Linked DNA regions of Homo sapiens: region 2 is linked to region 1. A link is a loop called in an ENCODE intact Hi-C map of the cell type or tissue named here. Cell type or tissue: heart right ventricle. All regions are shown on one strand. Links, peaks and the distances in the headings refer to the core of each region. The heading gives the core; the rest is flanking DNA. Region 1 has its middle 140 kb from the start of MIR5011. Region 2 has its middle 53 kb from the start of TMX3.

Evidence for each region. Peaks named below come from ENCODE experiments on the same cell type or tissue, not always from the same donor. Only the 100,000 strongest peaks of a DNase experiment are listed, where the experiment ranks them.
Region 2: a loop joins it to region 1, with 7 times the contacts of the local background. A loop is called at or near these places in 99 of 110 quality-filtered maps.

The regions. Positions count from the first base shown.
Region 1 is chr18:67,216,573-67,227,717 of GRCh38, reverse strand. No RefSeq gene overlaps it. Among named protein-coding and RNA genes, the nearest start is that of MIR5011, 140 kb to the right of the region's middle. In heart right ventricle, for the core only: no CTCF peak of the experiment used is centred there; no DNase peak of the experiment used is centred there.
Region 2 is chr18:68,656,307-68,667,451 of GRCh38, reverse strand. No RefSeq gene overlaps it. Among named protein-coding and RNA genes, the nearest start is that of TMX3, 53 kb to the left of the region's middle. In heart right ventricle, for the core only: a CTCF peak has its summit at 6,872 (motif pointing right); no DNase peak of the experiment used is centred there.

The DNA.
Region 1 (11,145 bases), core at 3,176-8,175:
CAGCCGGTCCCTCTGTTTGGGGTGCCTGACTTCCCGCAACATATATGATTTTTATTTGTCAATTAAAAATATTTTTTAAAAAAGAGAGAGAAGGCTGGGTACGGTGGCTCATGCCTGTCATCCTAGCACTTTGGGAGGCTGAGGTGGGTGGATCACCTGAGATCAGAAGTTCAAGACCAGCCTGGCCAACATGGTGAAACCCAGTCTCTACTAAAAATACAAAAAAAAAAATTTGCTGGGTGTGGTGGCAGGCTCCTGTAATCCCAGCTACTCATTTGAGGCAGGAGAATCACTTGAACCTGAGAGGCAGAGGTTGCAGTGAGCCTACATCATGCCACTGCACTCCAGCCTGGGCAACAGAGTGAGACTCTGTCTCAAAATAAAATAAAATAAAATAAAATATCAAGTTACCTTCTCCATTGAAAATTTATCAGAGCTTCCAGAAACAACAGAATGTGAGGGAAAAGGGACACTGGACGTAAGTGCAGCAAAACCTCTATAATCTGTGGATCTCCAGAACAACTCCAATAAAAGAATCCTAGTTTCCACCCTCAGAAGCAGTAAAGGAAGTTTAGGTGGAATATATCTGAAAGAGATTTCCTATACATTTATAAGTTTCTATGTAAACTGCAACATTAGCTAGTAATAACAATGAGGTAACCTATAGAATTTATTAAAATTGTATCCAACATAAACTTGATAGAAGTAAATACACTAGGTAGATTCTGAAAAGGCTGAGAGGGTGTGTACTGGAAGTGTGTACAGTGGCAAAAAAGTTGGAGCAAATAGTGTAGACACACACACGCACACACACACAGATGCCTCTCAACTTTCGATGGATTTATATGCTGATAAACCTACCCTCATAAGTTGAAAATATCCTAAGTTCAAAATCGGTTTAATAAACCTAACCTACTTAAAATAGCTTAGTGTAGCCTATCTTAAACATGCCCAGAACACTGACATTAGCCCAAAGTTGGGCAAAAGCCTACTCTGTAATAACGTATCAAAAATCTCATGTAATTTATTGACCACTGTACTGACAGTAAAAAAAGAGTGGTTGGTTTAATGGGTATTTGAAATACAGTTTGTATTGGATGTGAATCGCTTTTGTACTATCAAAAAGTTGAAAAATGAAACTGAATTATCCTAAGTTGAGACTGTGTGTATATGTGTGTAAATACACACACATTTTGCTTAACAGAAATACACTTTATGTGTGTGTGAAGGGGAGATTTAAATATGTGGAGTTATTTTAGTTCATCATGATCCAAAATGAGAATGAAATGGATAAGTGAATACCCTGTACCTCAGAAGATTTCATTTTCTTTCCTTTCTGTCTCTGATAATGTGAGTGTTGCATGCTTTCTATATTTATTGTGCAAAATACAGGTACAATATATCATCTAAACCCAAATCGACTATATCACTTGGGGGTTACTAAGGAAATAATGACTGGTTCTGATGAAAAACTTGGTTGTACAGTACTTGGAATTATTGCTAGCTGATGTATTTTATGCTGTGCATTTTAGGTAATATAATAATCTTCCAAGAGTAATTTTGTCTAAAAGATATTTTAGTTTTATATATTAACTTTAAAAAATACTAATAATACCACCCACTCCACATTAAGAGTCAAACACATCAGTAAAATAAAATGGTAAGGCCAGGTGCAGTGACTCATGCTTGCCTGTAATCCCAGCACTTTGGGAGGCCGAGGTGGGTAGATCACCTGAGGTCAGGAGTTCGAGAGCAGCCTGACCAACATGGAGAAACCCCGTCTCTACTAAAAATACAATAAATTAGCTGGGTGTGGTGGCAGGTGCCTGTACTCCCAGCTTCTCAGGAGGCTGGGTCAAGAGAATCTCTCGTACCCGGGAGGCGGAGGTTGCAGTGAGCCTAGGTCACGCCATTGCATTCCGGCCTGGGTGACAAGAGGGAGACTCCATCTCAAAAAAAAAAAAAGTTAAGAAGGAAGTTTTAAAGGTTTTAAAGGCACACATGGATGTCAGGGACAGAAACAAGACAGAAAAAAAGAGGTATTTGTCCCATGTCAAAGAGCAGAGGTCTACAGGTCACAAATCCAGATGTTTCCTCAAGTAGTGTCAAGGTTTCCAAATTCAATCTCCATTTAGGATAAGAGAGAAAAGCCAGAAAAAATGGAAAATAATAGGTAAAACAGCTGCAGAATCATTTCACGAGTGGGGAACCTTTAGTCCTACTTAATTCTCCTTACAGAAGGTAGATACTTTATTTCTTGACTACTTGACTTCTTGGGTAAGTTGCAAAGTTAAAGAAAAATAAGGCCGGACTTGGTGGCTCACGCCTGTAATCCCAGCACTTTGGGAGGCCGAGCCGGGTGAATCACTTGAGGTCAGGAGTTTGAGACCAGCTTGGCCAACATGGTGAAACCCCGTCTCTACTAAAAAAAAAAAAAAAAAAAAAACCCACAAAAATTAGCTGGGCATGGTGGTGCACACTTTTAATCCCAGCTACTCGGGAGGCTGAGGCAAGAGAATCACTTGAACCTGGGAGGGGGAGGTTGCAGTGAGCCAAGATTGTGTCATTGCTTCCAGCCTGGGCGACAAGAGCTAGACTCCATCTCAGAAAAAAAAAAGAACAAGAAAAAAATAATAAGGGAAAAATGTTTTCCTCATATTCTGACTACCTAGAACTTGTGAAAGGTCATATCCCCAAAATATAACAACCCTAACTAAAGAAAGTTTTCCTGATCTTAAACAAATAACAAAAGGAATTTAAGCAGCCAGGGGCTACTCATTAAAGCAATTTATAAGTATGTTAATTGGGAAATACTTGATTAAGTCTGATTTATAATAATTTGAAATGACTTATTCTATCACTTGTATTGGTTACTTGGACTTTGAAATACATAATTCTATTCAAATAGAAACCTTAGTTCATTCCCATGCATAAGCAGTAATATTGGAAAACTAGGCCCCTTGACTGAGCAGAAAAAAGAGTCGAACTGAGTATTTTTTTTAAAGTACATCCTCAATTTGTTAAGTATACAAAAGGACCCAACTTAAATGGCAAATTGTTTAGTTGTCAGATAACTCTAATGACTTATTTATTTTTATATCTTCTTTCCAAAACTAAGCAAGTTTACATCTAAAATAGAATGCTGAAATTGTACTTTGAATGTTTATAGTAATTGATAAGAAAAACAAAATTCCTTAAACAATCACTTACACAATGCTTTAAAAAAATTAACATGATCTAGGTTGTAAAGGGTTGTTTAGCAAAGGAAATGCTTATGACCCAGCAGTTACACTTGTTCTATGTTCTCAAAATATATGGGCACAAATAGTTAACTAACATTCCTAAAGCATCCTTGCATAATATTGAGACAATTGGCCATGGTGCTAAGATAATCAAGAGATTTTTTTTTTTAGAGTAGTCTTTAACTATACAATATGTAAAGTGAGAATACACTCTAATACTTTAAAATGTAGGTTCATGTAATGTAAAAAAAGAAAAGTACATACTAAATCTGAATCTTATCTTAAAATAATAAAATGATTCAAACAAGTTTAAAGACATAAAACAATAATTTCAAATTTTAATAAAATATATTTGTGATGAACTTCTAAAGAATTTGAGTATTAAAGAAATAAAACTTTAAACAATGTAGATAAATATTTTGGTGGAAAGGTATAATAATACATATATAGTATTTTAGTTTTCTTATGAGTGTTACTTTTAATTTATATCTACGTGTTAGTTTTAAGATGACATTTCACTACATAAAAGCAATTTCAAATCACTATATTACATTTTTTCAAGTAAAAAGATAAGTAGTTTTAAATTCAAATATTCTTCAAATAGTAAACTAATTCAAGCATCATTTTCATGCAACAAAACAGCTTAATGGAACTAATTTTTTAAATGCCCTAAATGGTAATATCTACTTTCCAAGGAAATTAAATTAGTCTTATAAAACAAGTAAGAATTATTTTAGATTTTAATATTTAGCTAATTTTCTTAATTGCTATAAGCTTACTTTAGCTATCCGCACTCATTCTTACTTCAGACAGCCTTAAAGAGTAAAATTCAATATTCAGAGTATATATTTCCAACCTGTTCTCAGTAGAGGGCTATCTTCTCTCAGATTATGTATAACCTTCTGAGTTTTCACATTTAATCCTTAAATAGGAATGAGGCATCTTTTTGCCTTTTATTTTAGTTTAGAAGGATGAGTTAAAACTTTCTAATTTTGATCATGTTGGGCAGGTCTTGACCTTCTGCTGGTCCAAGAGGTTGATTTTTACTGAAAGAAAATAAGAAATACAAGGCACTTTTTAACAGGAGGTACTATTTCTCTCTCGTCTTTAATTAAATAAAAAGTCTAGTAGTTATTGATTCTGTGGTTTCCAGCCTTAAACAACTGCACTCAGAATGGCCAAAGATAGCCATTGCTGCAGTTTCTACTAATACACTTGAATAGCATCACAAAAGCAATTAGAGATATGTTGAGCAGTTTGCAGTTCACTTTATGTCTGTATTCTGAGATGTTTGGAAGCTAATAAGCAAGAAAAATAGTATCAGCTCTTTGTTTTGCTACTACTCTCACTAAGCTCATTTGTCAGACAAGATCTGAGAACATGTCAGCAATATGTCTTATTAGTAAAACAAACTGAAAACCTGCCTGGCTTAGGTCATGCTGCAATACAAATGATACCACTTATGACAAGAAATATGAGGAAATAAATTACTTTTCAGTTAAGGACCACAACAGAGAAAATACTGACCCCATGTTAGCATGATAAAACTTCTACCACTGGAACTAAAACAGATTGTCAGGCTTAATGAACATTCAACTGATTATTTGAATGAAACTCTTTGCCAAAGAACATTTTAGTACTTGAATATTATTTTGTAAAACTATATTAAATATGGAGGTTTAATATTTTATTAGCCATCATTAAAAAGAACACTTCTGAAAAGGAAGGGGAATTTGAAGTTATTTAGTATTTTAAAATAAGATTGAATAAATACATGTATACACTTTTTTTTTTTTTTTTTTTTTGAGACCGTGTCTCACTCTCTTGCCCAGGCTGGAGTGCAGTGGCACAATCTCAGCTCCCTGCAGCCTCCACCTCCTGGGTTCAAGCAGTTCTCATGCCTCAGACTCCCAAGTAACTGGGACTACAGATGCATGCCACCATGTCACCATGTCCAGCTAATTTTTTTTTTATATATATTTTTTAGTAGAATTGAGGTTTCACCATGTTGGCCAGGCTGATCTTGAACTCCTGCGCTTAGGTGATCTGCCTGCCTCGGCCTCCCAAAGTGCTGTGATTACAGGTGTGAGCCACTGTGCCCGGCCCATACATATAAGTTATTCATGTAATCTCAATCGAAACATTCATATTTGCTCTGGAATTAAGAGAAATTATAAATTGGTCTATACATTGATGAATGAAAAAGATCTACCAGTCTATTGTAGCTTGTTATAGTAGCCTGAATGAATGAAAACCGTTTCTCCCATTGGAAAACATATACTTGATGCTGTTGATAAATCCTATCTCCCTAAGCTTCTAACCACTTCACCAGTGTGTTTAGAAACAGAAGATTAAAATACAATCTTTAATACCAAATGATATATCTTACCTAATTTGTACTTCAGTAACAAATTTACTCTAAATTAAAATTTTTACAGGATTTAAAAATACTAAATAAATTTGTGGAAATAGAGAATCGTGCTAAATTTAGTTCTTATATATTGATGCATAAAAAATTAATAGATAAATACACATATAGTTTGATACCATATATGCTTTAAAACTACTAAGCAATACCAGATAAATTTAACATTTACATAGCACAAATATAGCTAATATTCATCAGACAATATGTGTCTCGTGTTTTTCTTTGGGGTTAAACATATATTAAGCCATTTAACTTAAGAGGTAGTCTTTATCTTCATTTTCAGATGGTACAATTATGAATGTAGAAGTAATTTTCCCTAAATTGCATAGGTCTGGCTCTTGGGTTGATGTTCTTTACATCTCATGTGTTTCTTTGGGGTTAAACAGCCATTTAACATGAGGTAGTCTTTATCTTCATTTTCAGATGGTAAAATTTTCTCCAAATTACACAGAGTATGGTTCTTGGGTTGACGTTCTTTAGGCTGAAATATCCAGTCTTAATCATGAATACAATGGAGACCAGGACAGAAGATATTCTGTATCAAACAATGAATGGTCATTGTGGGGCGGTGAAGGGAAGGAGGTTGTGTGATTTCAGGAGAGTGATTCGCCCATGGATAGATAAAGTTTAAAATTGTATCAAAAATCGTCTGAATAATCCCTTTTTCCACCATAATAGAGCAAGGTTCAACTGGCAAATGTACACATATTTTTATAAATAGACACACACACTTCTTGCACAGTATTTTGGCTAATCTAGTTAGAATAACACCATAAATCTTTACAATAGATTCCAGAAAGCTTTTGTGTTATTCTCTGTTACACGACGTTATTGACGGTAGAAGCTTTAAAAAGGAAAGGTTTCTTTAAAGACAGTTTACTCCAGTGTTTCTCAAATATATTTCTGAGAAATTCAGGGAACAAAAAGGGTTGGATGTGAGGTAGGAATGAGGAAAAATAATTTTGTCTGCTGAGCTCCAGAACTGGCTTCGATGAAAACAGATCCACTTTTTATATATAAAAATATATTTTTATAGATATAGACAGTACAAGTGCCGTTTTGCTACCTGGATACATTGTGTAGTGTTGAAGCCTGAGCTTTGAGTGTAACTATCACCTGAATAGTGTACATTGCGCTCACTAAGTAATTTCTCATCCCTGACCCCCATCCCACCATCTCATTCATCTGAGTCTCTGATGTCTGTATTTCCACTCTCTAAGTCCGTGTGTGCACATTATATAGCTCCCAACTATACTTAAGATCATGCAGTATTTGACTTTCTGTTTCTGAGTTATTTCACTGAAGATAATGGCCTCTAGTCCCATCCAGGTTGCTGCAAAAGACAAGATTTCATTCTTTTTATGGCTGAGAAGCATTCCATTGTACATAAACAACAATGGATACAGATCCACTTTTACATGGTGTGTTAGATTCCTAGGGCTGCCATGAATAGAACCATAAATCGGGTGTTTTAGGATAACCTAAACTGAATCTCTCACAGTTTTGAAGGCTTGGAGTCTGAAATCAAGATGCTGGCAGGGATCATTCCTTCGGAAGGCTGTGAAAGAGAACGTGTTCCTGTCTTCTCTTCGTTCCTGGCTGCTGGTTTCCCAACAATCTCGGGTTTCTTGCAGACGCATGGCTCAATCCCTCCATCCTCACATAGTGGGGTCAAGTCATTAATTAGACCCAGATACTCTCCCTATTTTAAAGTCAGTCGATTTTGGACTTCATGTCTTCCAAATCCCTTCACATCAGTGTATAGATTCGTGTTAGACAGCACGGCGGCTGGGAAGTGTGTGCACACAAGGAGCGGTAAACCTGCAGTGTTCTTTTCGTTTTCTGGACCAGTAGTAACCAAGTGCCACAAACTTACTGGCTTTGAACAACACAAATATATTGTCTCACAGTTTTGGAGGCTCGGAGTCCTAAATCAAGGTGTTGATTTTGGCTGTTGGTTGGGCCAGGCTCTCTCAGAAACCTGTCGGGGAATTTCTTCCAGCTTTTGGTGTGATGCCAGCGTTTTCCGGTGTTCCTTTCCTTCATCTCCATATGGCATTCTCCTGTGTTGCTTTACATCATCTTCCCTCTGGGAATGTTTATCTCTATGTCCAGATTTCCCTTTTTTTGAGGACACCAGTCATATGGGATTAGAGTTCATCCTAATGACCTACTTTTAACTTGATTACCTCTCTAAAGATCCTATTTCTAAATAAGCCCATATTCTGAGTTACTGGAGGTTAGGATTTAAACATATCCTTTTCAAGGTGGCAGAATTCAACCAACAACACTGTTTTACGTGATGGACTTCTGACTGTATTTATTTGGTTTGAAACAAGAAATTCATGACTACAAACAACTTTATGGACAAAATTTTAGAAGTTTCTTATAGCCAAGAGATAGTAAGTTTAATAAAATTCATGTGCCTTAGAAGTAAATTTGGAATATACATTAAAGTAGAAAATGCACTTATTCTTGTAATCAACAATTCTACTTCTATATATTCATTCAAGAAAACCCCCACAAAACTCTTACATCTGTTCATAAGCAAATATTCACAACAGTATCAATTATAACATTTCTATAAAATAGGAATCAAGTAAAAAAAACATTAACAAGAATATCTATAGTGGTGTCATAGTTGTAAAAGGAAATTCTATAATTTCCTAAAATAAGGAAACAGAGGTATATGTATCAACTTATGTATCAACTATGTATCAACCTAATGTAGGCAATTGTAACATGATGGTATTTGTGTATCTATATATAACTAACATTGAAAATGTAGAGTAAAAATGCAGCATAAAAGATTTAAAAAAGGATACACCTGCTTAGAGCACTCCTGAGTGGAGCTTGCAGGACTGGAAGTTGCTCTAGGTGATATAGTGTATAAGTCGTGAAGAATGTGATGGTCTAGGACATCACTTTACACACATACTGGAGGCTTTAGAAACAGTGTATACTAAGGTTACACCACATTTATTTAAATGTTTTTCTTTCTTCAATAATACATTAACTTTAGCTTACTGTAACTTATTTACTTTACAAACTTGTTAATTTTTTAAACTTTTGACACTTAAACACATTGTATAGCTACACAAAAATATTTTCTTTCTGAGCATCGTTATTCTACATGCTTTTTCCTCTTTTTAAAATTTTTATGTTTTTACTTTTTTAACTATTTTTTTTTTTTTTTTTGAAAACTAGGACACAAATGTACTCATTGGCCTAGGCCTACACAGGGCCAGGATCATCGAGAGGTCCCTAGGGCATGTGACTTTAAAGGACCTTCAACAATTAGTCATTGACTGAAACATTATGTGGCTCATGACTGTAAATGCATATTGCAGAACCTCACAAATAGTAATGCACTATGATACAATCCACATGGTTAATTAAATGCTTAAATATATTAGCAATATTATAAAAGTTGCACATGAGAACTAAGTACTCAGTTTAGAATGGTGATTACCTTCATAATATTACCTCCGGGATGGGAGAAAGGCCTGGTTTTAGAAGAAATAATTGGATTTCTTTCTATAATATTAATGTGAAAACTGAAGAAATACTGCAATTGTTATGATTTGATAAATTGTGATTTGGCATTTTGTTATGATTTCCCTTGATAAATCTAAGCACTGGTGATTATTACTTTACTACATTTTGTTTTCTTAACTTATGAACATTTCATGAAAAAAAATCGAAAACAACTGAAAGGAGGCACCATAGTTCTAAGATTGGGTACTCTAGATTCTAATTCTGAAATCAAATGTATTACTACAAGCAAGGGATGTAAACTCCCTTGGGTACCTTTTTATCTCAAACAAGATTTACTTCTGAGAGAACATTATGAGGGACAAATGAGGGGAAAGTGTTTTGAAATTCTGAAAGCCCTATTTAAAACTAAAGTATTATAAAAGCATTGAAACAATTGAGCCAGTTTTTGCTTGCTTGTTTGTGAGTTTTTTTTCTGTAAATTAAAATAGTGTAGATTGGTGATCTAAAATATGGAGAATTATGATGAGATTAAGGTAGTGTTCTGGAGAGATTTACTTTTCAATTGTTCTTATTTATTTATTTATTGGCTAAACTCAAGATAAACTAAATACGAATTAGACAAAAAGCTATTTTCGCAAAACATTAAAGATATTTATAAATGATTTTACTTGTTTCAATATGTGATTAAATTAATAATATGTTCTTCTAAAGATGACTGCTGTTCACACATTCTTACTAATCCACCGCAAATGTTTGGGTATCTGGAACGGTGGACTGATTAATGGTAGAAGCCCGCCATCTGGTGGATACACTAAGAACTGTGACACATCCTTAAACTTATCAGAAAAACCAGAAAATTTGGATTTCCTGGTGCCTTTCTGGGTTTCTGGGTGCATTTGCTTTCCACATATTTATTTACATTTTATTGTCGAGTAATCCAAATTGCTGTTTAAATACATGCATATGCCGATACACACTTTCACACACATGCACACTGAGCAGCCCTAATGGACTTTCAGACAACAGATAATATGAAGTGCTATGATAAGACTCTGAGAATTTTTGCACAACACGGTGCTGTTTACCTTGAAATCTACTATCTTAACAAATCTGTTTATACTGCCTTTGAAATAATTTAAACAACTTTAATTCATAGTGATTTGCAAAAAAAGAGTGTCATGTACATCTTATATTCCTTTTGGTGCAGCCTTCCCCTCTTTTTACTCCTGAACAATTCAACTAAATGTGTCATTGAAATCCCCAGCTTCCATCCCCAGAAAACTCACACATACACATCAATGAGAAAAATAAGATAGAATGCACTCTGTTTTTCCCTCTAAGCGAAAGTGTTTCAATGGGGTTTCTGTTCAACCCTTAGGGTTCCATATTCTCTAAGGGCTTCTGGAAGAAATGATGATTTTTAAAAACACTCTTTGTTTTTACTTTGCTTGTTTCATGATGCTCAGGGTGATACACTGTTAGCTATTTTGTTACAAGTCTCTCAGTACTCCCTGGCAGTGTGCATTCCAATCATGTTTGCTTGCTTAAATTCATTCTTAGTTTTTTTGGAAAGAAAGAGAGTTGCCCATTGATTGGTGGTGAGTGGTGCTTTGTTCAGAGGAAAGATTAAGAGGCAGATTAATAGGCTGACAATATTGGTCTCTTCAAAATTATTCTCCCAAGCTCCCTTGACACACCTGTGGTTTACAAGGCAAAGCCTTCTAGTGTAAAACAAAGTAGGAGGGGAATTTACAAACTAACAAAGGCCTTTTTCTGTGCTATAATTCAGCTGCTCCTCCATGGCTGATATGTTCTTACTGCGCAACCTGCAGACATGGATCATACAGATCAGAGGTGAATCTCATTGCCATTGTTTAACATTTTGTTGACGTTTTCTCATTTACTTATTATATTTCTGCTCATATTTTCATAGGAGCTGGGTTTTGCAAACGTGTGCTACTGGGGCAAGATATGACA
Region 2 (11,145 bases), core at 3,764-8,763, 1.4 Mb before region 1:
CAACCACGCCAGGCCGGTTCTATATAAATTTTAAAATACATATTAACTGCTCATTTACTGACTGCTTCTATCCTCAAATGCACTTTAACTGTAAGCTCCAAATAGTCAGAGACTTTATCTGTTTTATTTCAAGGCTATATTCCCAGTTTTAGAACATGCTTGGCATGTACTATGCATTCAATAAATATTTGTCAAATGAGTGTTGAATCTGTTGTTTTTACATCATGATGTTTTTATCATCAGAGTGTTAGAGTTTACGTTTTCTGATTAAAAAAATCGAAAGCATATATTTAATTTTAATTGAAGATTGTAAATGTATGTTACAAAAGCATTTAAGTGCTTACTGATTCCACAGTAAGAAATAAAAGTAATTAACATAAAAGTGTCATTAGCTTTGAACATATTTTAACATGGATGACTTCTTTCATTAGTTAGCTTGGGATCTAAAATCTTAACATTTGTGTAGTCATTGAAAATAAGAATAGATTTGATGTCAAGTACTGTGCAAACTTTCATGTAACCAAATAATTTCCAACCCTCAAATACTACGAAAAAGTAATTATCTCTTTTGCAAATGCCAGTTTAAAATTTTTAGCCTTTGTGGTGACAATTACTATATTTTAAATCAGGGATGCTTAACTAGTGGTGCCTATCAGAATTACATGAGTGTCTCCTCAGATGATCTACAAAAACATACATAAACCTTAGCAAATCTTTTTGGTTGGTCTTGGATGAACTCCCACTTGAAGCCAGAACAGAGAGAAAAAAGATTGGCAGTGGGTTTTGGTGTATACTCCAAGTTGTGAACTGATGGTTGAAATGATTATTAGGAGGAATAAAAGCACCAGTGCCTCTGAAAGAAGTTGGATTTTGTGAAATTTCCTTCTGAGCCTTCAGAGGTCAAATCCAGTACAAGAGTATGATGTGCTTCACAGCCTCCTCATGACAGGCAGCCCCAGTGGACAGTGAGGAAGCCTGCTAGCACCACTGAGGAGCTTCAGGAAAGGGATTTTTATTCTTGTAAACAAGAAAGTAGGTTATGTTCAGCTGGGATTCTTTCTCTCTCTCTTTTTTTTTCTTTTATTTTCTATGTTCCTTCCTCTAGAGATGAGCAAGGGCTCAAACTGACTTAAATCAGCCTTTGCTGCTAGGGATGTCCAGAGTAGAGGCAGCCCTAGGGAGCCGCAATTCATTGAAGTTTCACACCTTATGGCTTCATCTTCATGAGGAATTTGTATAGAAAACAAAATTTAAAATTCAAAAATATAGTCACAGTTTGCTTCTTTCTTCTACAATATCTAATGTAAAACAAGTTTTTATATGACCAGTAACTGGTTCCAAATATGAAATGTCTACCTAGGTGTCCACTTAGTAATGTAAGGAAAAACACACACACACACACACAACCATATGAGAGGGTGTGTCTACTCAGCTGTGTTTTCATAACCAGGTGCAGTTCATTTCTAGATTATTGGACTTTTGTGATCAAAAGCAGTTTCTTCCCTAGGAAAGTGGATTGGATAACTTCAGATGGTAAAAGAAAAAGGAAACAAAATGGGAGCTAAAATTGCCAGCCCCTAGTGCGGTGATGCCTGTCAGAAAGGGAAGAGGAAATGTACCATGGCTCTGACCCCATTGTTCTGCTTTTGGTCATGGTATATGTTGTGGTTAAAACAATTATAAATACTTCTTATTATGCATATTTGGAGAGACAAATAGACAAAGCAATTGTGGCTACATGTTTATAATACCTATGTACCCTCTACCTAGAATCATCAATTGTACTCTTCTTGTAACTTTTATATAGGTTTAAAAAGTTTTAAAATAAATGCTTTTATTTAAAAAGCAAATACAGTAAACAGTATATTTTTTAATTGAGTAATCTTGAATCTTCAGCCAGAGATTTTTAAAAATTATCAAATGTGATAGAAATATGCATTATGCCTTTGGATAGAATGCACTACAGCAACATTGTATGTGGGTCGTTAAAGTACTGTCTCAAGTGACTTAGATGCAAAATGCCTTTATGTGAGATGAAAACCTTGATATCAAATATGGATAAGAAAGATTTGGACAAAACTGGCTAATGGAGATTTTAAAAAGGCTTTTGCTACTAATAATAAATTAATAAATTTTGCTGAAAAGCCATGAGCCTAGACTGAAAGGTTTATCCCTTTTATTCAACTTGGAAAACAACAGTTGTTTATGTAGACAGCTTACAATTTTTTCAGGAAAGTATTTATTAATACATAATATCTGAGTACTGTTGCTTAGAATATATCAGAGTATCACTAATTCTTACACAATCCGGATCAACAGGTCTTTGAAGCATATACTGACTTTTCTTGAGGTGTTAATTTCATCCTCCATCCTGGCCACACAAGACACTGTATAAACTTAGGTTTGATGCTTAATGTACAGAATTACACTATGAATGAATTAAATCAATTTATCTATCTATTGCAAATCTAATGACATTTTTTTCTTTGTAGAGACAGGGTTTTGCTATGTTGCCTAGGCTGGTCGCAAACTCTTGGCCTCAAGCAAATATGCCCTTGGTCTCCCAGTGTGCTGGGATTATAGGCATAAACCACCACTCTCAGTCTGATAACATTTTTAAGAGTTGAAATTGTGTTGCCTCAGCTCAAAGCTCAATAAGAGTTTGAATGAAAGAATCACTGAGTAAATCAATGAATGGATAGATAGATAAGATAGAATTTTCAAAAAATAAACAAAAGAACGTCACAAATACCCAAATAATTCTGCCCTTAAAAAACATTCAAATAGAGGCTGCTGTGTTCATCAGCAGTTACTTATGAATGACTATACACACATACAAATTAAAAAATCATATTTTTCATATATTAATTATGACAAAGTAAACATTTCCGCTATGTTTCCATGAAAATTAAAAAAAAAAACACGAAAATGTTATATGTCCAGAGACAGCTAAATTAAAAAGTATAATGTATCTTTGAAGCAGTAACACTAGATGTGTACCCTCTCAATCTCCCCATCCCCCCACCGCACCGACACACATTTACTACGAGACTTTGAATTTACACAGTGGGTGGGAGCAGGTTGAACATCTCTGTAAGGCTATGGTCTTTGCATCTGTTGCCTGAGCTTTGCATCTGCTGCCTGAGCTTGAAACCCATCTCAGTTCTTGTTGCCACTGATCTTGGTGCTTTGAGAGCCCTTCCAAAGGCTTCCTGATGGTGCTAAACCCAAAATCTGACTGAGAAGCAGCAAGAGGACCTAGATAAAGGTGGAGCATCTTCAGGCCCAGCCATGCCTCCCAGTGAGGAGATGTCGAGGTCAGCCGTGTGTGTGAGCTGCAAATGTCTGCATCTTGAATTCTGCCCTCACTCTCACATGAGATCCCTTTGTGGTTCATCTTCAGAGGAATAACGCAGGGCAGGAATTTGAAGGTATTCTGCATAGCCAAGCTGACACATTAGAAAGCCGCAAGAGGCTACCTGCGGCCACCAGCAGCCATACACCTGGTGCTATAATCCTGAACCACACTTGATCACCAAATAAAGATGGTATCTAAGGCAAGCTTCTGTTTAACATAATGCTATGTTAAGTTCTGCTAACACAGCTTACGGTAGATACTAAGGGGATAAGAGAGGTTAAAAAAACAAAAATATTTATACTATGCATAACACGTGTGTATGTGCATATATAAATATATATTCATTTCAAAACTAAAGTAGAAATACTCATGACTATTACAATCCTTGTTTCTACTACTGGTCATATGATCGTAACTGTATTTATAACCACCTCCTTCCACTTCCCATGTCATATTCTCTTTGCCCTCAGCAATTCCCAGCTGGTCATTGTTCCTTGCCTAATGAGGTGATGTAAATTTTCTTTTTGGAAAGGTTCTGTTTGAATCAGGTTGTTATAATTTTCCATTGACCTTAATCACAGAAAATCTGAGAGCTGAGGGGCAACTCAGAGGGCATGCTGTATTCTAGACAACCTCTCCTCACCCCTGATATATAGAAGCCACTTGATTTCTCCTTGGTAATCTGGATTAAATGCCCCGGCAGGTGCAGCAACCCCTTCTTTGCTTGTTGATTTAGTGGCGTGAGGAACTCAAAGTGGCCAGGTGGTGCCTGATAGAAGGGTTTCTCCCTTTGGAATAAGATATCTAGACCAGCAGAGCCTAAAGGGGCAGAGACTAGAAGGAAGAATTTTGTTTGTGGGTTACTAGGAATAATAATGAAAGGAGGTTCCTCTCATTTCACCCCTCGATTCTCAGACCCATGAATCCTTATTATGGGAGAAATAGTGCTTTATATTAGATCCCGATACATATTTTGTCCAAGCCCTGCAGACAGTTACCATCTGGGTAGATAGGGCCCAGCCTAGGCTGGGACTGTACTGGAGTCTTCCAAATGCCATTCTACTCTTCAATCAAGCTAGCTGCTTCAGGAGGATGGGGAAGACTAATGGTGAGACGAATGAATTGCATGCTGTTAAAGTGAAATGAATTCCACAGGCAGAAATGACCACATTTTTTCTTCCCAAGACGACTCATCATAGAGACCTCCTCATGAGGCCGTACTGAAAGGGAGAAGGTAATGTATCAGAAGTACAGGTCAGAGGCATCTAGGGTACTTTCTCATGCAATTTACTAGTTCCCTGAAGACCTAATCAAGCCAAATCCCATACATATTACTTCATTTAACAATGGAAGGCTGCTGCTGTACATGTCCAAATTTATGGCTCATTGGATCAGCCAACACCTTGTCATGATGAAAAACTCAGCTCACATGGCAAGTTAGTGGTCCAAGTTCAAGCAGTCAGCTGCTAAGGCCAACAGCTGTTTCTCCAAAGGTAAATAAATAGACACCTACAGAAGACAATATGGTCTTGCTCCAGAATCTTGAGTGTTTGCACTGTGATTCTCTTATCAACTTGCCCAAAGCACCAACCAGCATCTCAGTCTGCCACCTAGATAAACACATCACATGTGCTGGGTCTCACTGTCCATGTAGAGCCCGCACTACTGTAGAGCCTTTCCTTGTTCTGGACCCCACTCAAAACTGGCAAGTGTTTAGGTCACTTAGCAAATGAGTTGAAGTCATGGGCCCAGATGAGGTACATGTTGTCTCCAGCATCTGATGAAATTTATTAGACATTGATACATCTTTCTTAGTGATTGGGAACAGATTCCACAACCTGACCTTCACCTTAGAAGTAGTATCTTGATATGTCCCAGACTATTGGACCATCAGTGACTTCACCAAAATGAAAGACCTCTAAATTTTTGGAGGACTTATTTTCATTTTCTGTCCTCTGACATGCAGTGTCTCACCAATGTGTCTAGGGTAGTTGCAACTTCCTGCTCAGCAGGTTTAGTCTGTGTTATGGGCCGAATTATGACCACCACCCCCCCCCCCGCAACCATCAAATTCGTGTGTTGGAGTCCTAATTCCCAGTACTTCAGAACATGACTATATTTGGAGATAGAACCTTGAAAGAAGTAATTAAGTTAAAATGAAGTCATTAGCATAGGCCCTAATCCAATGTGACTAGTGTCCTGCTGGAAGAAGAAATTTGTTCCAGAGGGAATACCATTTTGAAGACACTGGAAGAAAGTAGTATCTAGAAGCCATGGAGAGAGATCGCAGAAGAAACCAACCCTGCCAACACACACCTTGATCTTGGAATTCTAACCTCCAGAATTGTGAGAAAACAAAATGTCTGTTGTTTCAGCCAGTCTGTGCTACTCTGTTATGGCACCCCTAGCAAACTGATACGATCAGCTTAATATCAGTGCAATACACCACTGTGACACTCAGAGAAGGAAGAAAAAAACCATAAAATTTCCCCTGGGCTAGATTCTGGTATGGGACTGAAGAATTGATAAATCCCTGAAGGACAGTGAGAGACAGTATGGGACTGAAGAATTGATAAATCACTGAAGGACAGTGAAGAATAGTATGGGACTGAAGAACTGATAAATCTCTGAAGAACACTGAAGTTCCCTTGGGCTAGATTCTGGTATGGGACTGAAGAATTGATAAATCCCTGAAGGACAGTGAGGGACAGTATGGGACTGAAGAATTGATAAATCACTGAAGGACAGTGAAGAATAGTATGGGACTGAAGAATTGATAAATCCCTAAAGGACAATGAGGGACAGTATGGGACTGAAGAACCGATAAATCACTGAAGGACGGTGAAGTTCCCTAGGGCTTGATTCTGGTATGGAACTGAGAACTGATATATCCCCGAAGGACATATTGCCAACTTTTTCAGCTTAAAGCAAATACTTGCTTATGATCTTCACTAAGAAGTATAAAGCAGAAATCTTAGGTTTTTAATAGTCATATTATTAATTTTATACTGAATGCATCCATAAGGTCTCTGGACTAGAGTGGATTAATCATTATTTACTTTCCAGGAAACAATTTCATGGTTGCCCTGTGCCCAAATTCCTATCCCTGGGGCAGCGTGATGGAAGCCTGAAGCCATCCTGTGCATAAGGTATTTGTATTTCAGGCGAAAATCCTGGGAAGAGTCCAGGTGCTTCTGTGCATGCTGTCCAGCTTTCTTCCTCAAAGAAGGGAGAGAACTTTTGCTTCTTCAGGAGGACCCTGAGTCTTATCTCCAACCCTTTAGGATATAAATCCATCTCACCAGGGGCAAGATAACACCACTGTCTCCAGCTCTGCAACCCCGCGTCTCCCAGCCCAGGTCTCCACACCCTTCTGAAATGAAGACAAATACCTCCAGGGGGTAAAGTTTTCTGGAGTTTTACATAGGCAGTCAAAAATTATTTTCCGAGGCTTGTATTTAGTCCTGGTCCCATTTCAGCAAAATTTGTTCAGCTACAAAAATATTTTCTCTAAAGCACCACAAGGGGTCAGCAAACTTGTTTCTATAAAGAGACAGGCAATTAAATAATTTAGTCTTTGGGTCCCACAGATTCTGTCATACAGTCTTTGTTTGTTTGTTTGTTTGTTTTAACTCTTTAAAAATGTAAAAACCTTTCTTAGCTTAAGAGCTCTTCAAAAATAGGATACAGGCTGGATTCAGCTTGCAAGTTTTCCTGGTATAGAGGGAAAAAGTACTCACCAGGTCCATAGTCACATGCCAGATACAAGGGGATGTGTGAATTTCCTCTAGCAAAGCCACATTTGGAACAACAGCTGCAACTGGAGTCCCCATCTGATTAAATTTTCAATAATCGGCTTTCATTCTCCAATATCCATTTGCTATCTACACAGACAAAATAGATGAATAGAATGGAATCCCCACCCCTGCATCTCTCGAGTCCTTGATGGTGGCAACAATCTCTGCACTCCAGGAATGTGTACTACCTTGGGTTTACTATTGTCAAAGGCAGGGGCCGTTCCAGTGGCTTCCGTTTTGCTCTCTTTTCACTCCATGGTCAGGTACACACGGGAATTCTGCAAGTTATTTGCAGATGCTGTAACCATTCTGGTGCTAGGAAAATAATCAGAAGGTGGCCCACTGTGAGGCAGACTCCAGCTAACACTCCATCAGTTATCTGACAGCCACAATTTCCTACTCTGACCGGTGACCACAGGAAGTATTGTCAGTTTAGAACCATGAAATAAATCCTATAATTCCTCAAGATCTGATCATTTTTTCTTACCCAAAGCTGTCATTATGTTAAATAGATTGAGTCCTTGGGTGGGATCATAAAGAGGATGATTTGCAGGTGTAAATTATTTTTGTTTTGCTATGCAGCAGTGTCTTTTTTTCAATGGGATGGCTTCAGGCTTTCTTCACCCTGCCTCAGGGGTAAGAATTTGGGCACAGGGCAGCCATTTCAGCGGCTTTGAGTGTATGAAATGTAAATTAATTGAGGGACATGACTCTCATTTTGGTTATTCAATTCAGACTTCAGTTCAACAGACTACAGCTTTTCCGCTTAATCAGGCCAAGTAAAATTTCACTGGACTGTCCATCAGTTTCAGTTCTAGTTTGACTATCAGACGTTATACAATTGGCCATTCCAGTAACTCACCTTGTCTTCAGTGACTAAGTGCCCTCACTTGGCTCTGTTGGAGCTCAGGAAATATTAATAATCCCCTTAAATATGCCGCTTTGGACTTCAAAATGAGAGCTCCTAGGGAACAGCAAATGCAGGGATGGGCTTTCCCTGAAGTATTCCCATCTACTAAAGGCCAGATCCTCCAGAACATAGTCAATTGTTGTGAATCCCTTCCCCAGATGTCTTATCAACAGGGTGAGACTGAGGCATATCACAGAAAGAAGACTACAGTTGACACCACACCTAGAGTCCAGATGACTTTGTACCAGATGGTTGTCTGTTTTCCAGGCCCACTCATCTGCTCTAAAAGTTATTTTCTCCCCCTCTAACATGTCTTCATCCTCTACTCCTTCTCCCGATGAAGAAGGGCACATAGCCTTCCAAATTCCATTGTTATGGAGTCCTCAGCTTCCTGTGATGCCCCCGTGCACATAATAAATGTGTTTGCCTTTTTCCTGTTAATTGGTCTATTGTCAGTTTTTCTGTCAGACTCAAATATTAAAACTCCAGAGGGGAAAGAAAGGATTCTTTTGTTCCAACAGCTCCCAACAGCTTCCGCCATCCTGGAATCCCATTCCTTCTCTTGGGTAGAGAGCCCACTTCAGTGTAGCAGTTTCCTTGTGATTTCCGACTTACAGAAGAGAGAACTCTTCAAAAATGCTGGAGCTTCCCCCTTGAGTTGATTTCTCACAGCTGTGAGGAAAGATATGTCTTCTAGGTCTTTCCAGAGCAGGTCATACTTGATAAATCCACACTAACATTCCAATATCCCTAGACCTTTATTTAGACAGCTGTATTTAAAGACAGCTTTATTCATATACCATAAAATTTAACCTTTTAAATTGCACAGTGTTGTTGTTTTATTTATATACATTCCCATACTTATGTAACTGTAACCACTACCTAATTTTAGGATATTTCATCACATCAAAAGGAACCCTGTTCCCATTAGCAGTCACTCCCTTTTCTTTATATTCCTCATCCCTCACCAACCAGCCCTAGGCAAACTTTAACCTATTCTGTATGAAGGTTCCAATTTATTCAAATCCTTGCCAAAACTTATTGTTTGTCTCTTTTATTTTAATCATCTTAAAGGGTATAACATGTCGTCTGTAGTTTTGATATGCATTTCCTTAGTGACTAATAATTTGAGTATCTTCTTATGTGCATGTTGGCCACTTGTCTGTCTTCTTTAGATAAGTTTCTATTCAGATCCCTTGCCCATTAAAAAACTGGATTATCCTTCACTTATTAGGTTTTAGGATTTATTTATATTTTGATACAAACCCTTGGGTTTCAGTCAATATGAATGGGCAAAATAATGCCATTCTTTCAGTTGGCCTTATACCTCCTCACTGGTCACACGTAAATTTTCATAAATTGGGGCCTGTTGGCAACTACCTCCAGGAAGGAGGTAACTACAGGTGTTTTTGGCCAAAGAGGACAAACTTCTGCACAGAGTTGAGAAAGCTGCTTCTACCAACAAAGGGTGCTCGGTGGGATTCGGTGTTCGAGGTGCCCAGTTTAATCAGAATCTCTCCACATGTTCTCACGCCAGTTTTCAGGATTTCATTCACTCTCAGTTCAGTAACCCAACTTCAGCAAAAGAGGATCTCATTTTCTTTTCCCAAGTTCTCCACTTCTAGCAGCAATAAATCCATCCAATTTTACCTATTATTTTCACCAAAATATCCTAAGACAGCAAATGCTTGGTCACCTGGAACCTTTACTCTTACAGACGCTGGTGTGATTGTCTAAACGGTTCTGACACTGCATGCATGGGTTACTAATGCTCCATTGCACTGGAAACTCGATCATTTGTGCTTTTAAATCTAATTAAATCAGAGAACCGGTTCCAGAAATCCCAGAACCAATGCGTAGAACATATCCTTAATATTCTCTTTCTCTGGAACCACTCTCAATAGCAAATTCTGTTTCAGCAGGGTTCAATCAGAGAGGTAAAAACACCAGAAGATACATATCTAAATGCATATATACAAACACACGCTAATATTGTTTGGCTCTGTGTCCCCATCCAAATCTCACCTCGAATTGTTATCCCCATAATCCCCATGTGTCAAGGCGAGGACCAGGTGGAGGTAATTGAACCATGGGGCCAGTTTTCTCTATGCTATTCTCGTGAGAGTCAGTCTCACAAGATCTGACGGTTTTAAAAGCGTCTAGCCCTGCTTGCACTTACTCTGTCCTGCCGCCCTGTAAAGAGGGTGCCTGCTTCTCTTTCACCTTCGTCGTGATTGTATGTTTCCTGAGGCCTCCCCACCCATGCAGAACTGTGAGTCAAACCTCTTTCCTTTATAAATTACCCAGTCTTGGATATCACTTCATAGCAGTGTGAGAGCAGACTAACACACACACACACAGATTTGTTATAAGGATTTGTTGGAACTGTGTGAGCTAGTTAGGCAGTCCTTCTAAGGCTGTTGTCTTCACATCTGATGTTGGAGTTTGAAGTTTACTAAAGTTCACAGGGTAGGCACTTTGGAAGAAAACATGAATGGGAGGTGATGGAGTCCATAAGCACAGCTGAAACCCCCAGGAGTGACTTTCACCTGTGTTAGTTCTTCTGGTGCTCACCTTGTGTTACGAGTGTCATTTCAGAAGTCAGGACCTTTGAAGGTATTGAGAAATTGGCCCAGGAAGCACAGAAGCAAAAGTCAAGCTGTGTAAGGACATGTGTAGGACAAGATTCTGCCTCCGGCCAATGAGCTTAGTCAGCAGACGAGTATCACAGTGTGTGGGCTACAAATGCTATGGCTTTACTTCCACCCTGCAAATCTCACTCAAAAACATGTACGTGTGGCCCATGCTAATGGGAAACATAGAAGAGGGAGAATTCTGGGAAATGTTTTTCAGCCTAGCCAAATGGACACATGACAAAGCTACCTCATGTAGTTAAATAGTTAAATCTTTCTTTAAAATAATAGCTTTATTGAGGTATAATTGATATACAAAAGACAGTGCATATTTAATGAATAACATTTAATGAGTTTGGGTATATGGATATACTCATAAGTTCTAGGTTTAATCAAGGCAATAAATATATCCATCACCTCCAAAAGTATTTTTTTTGTTTTTGTCGT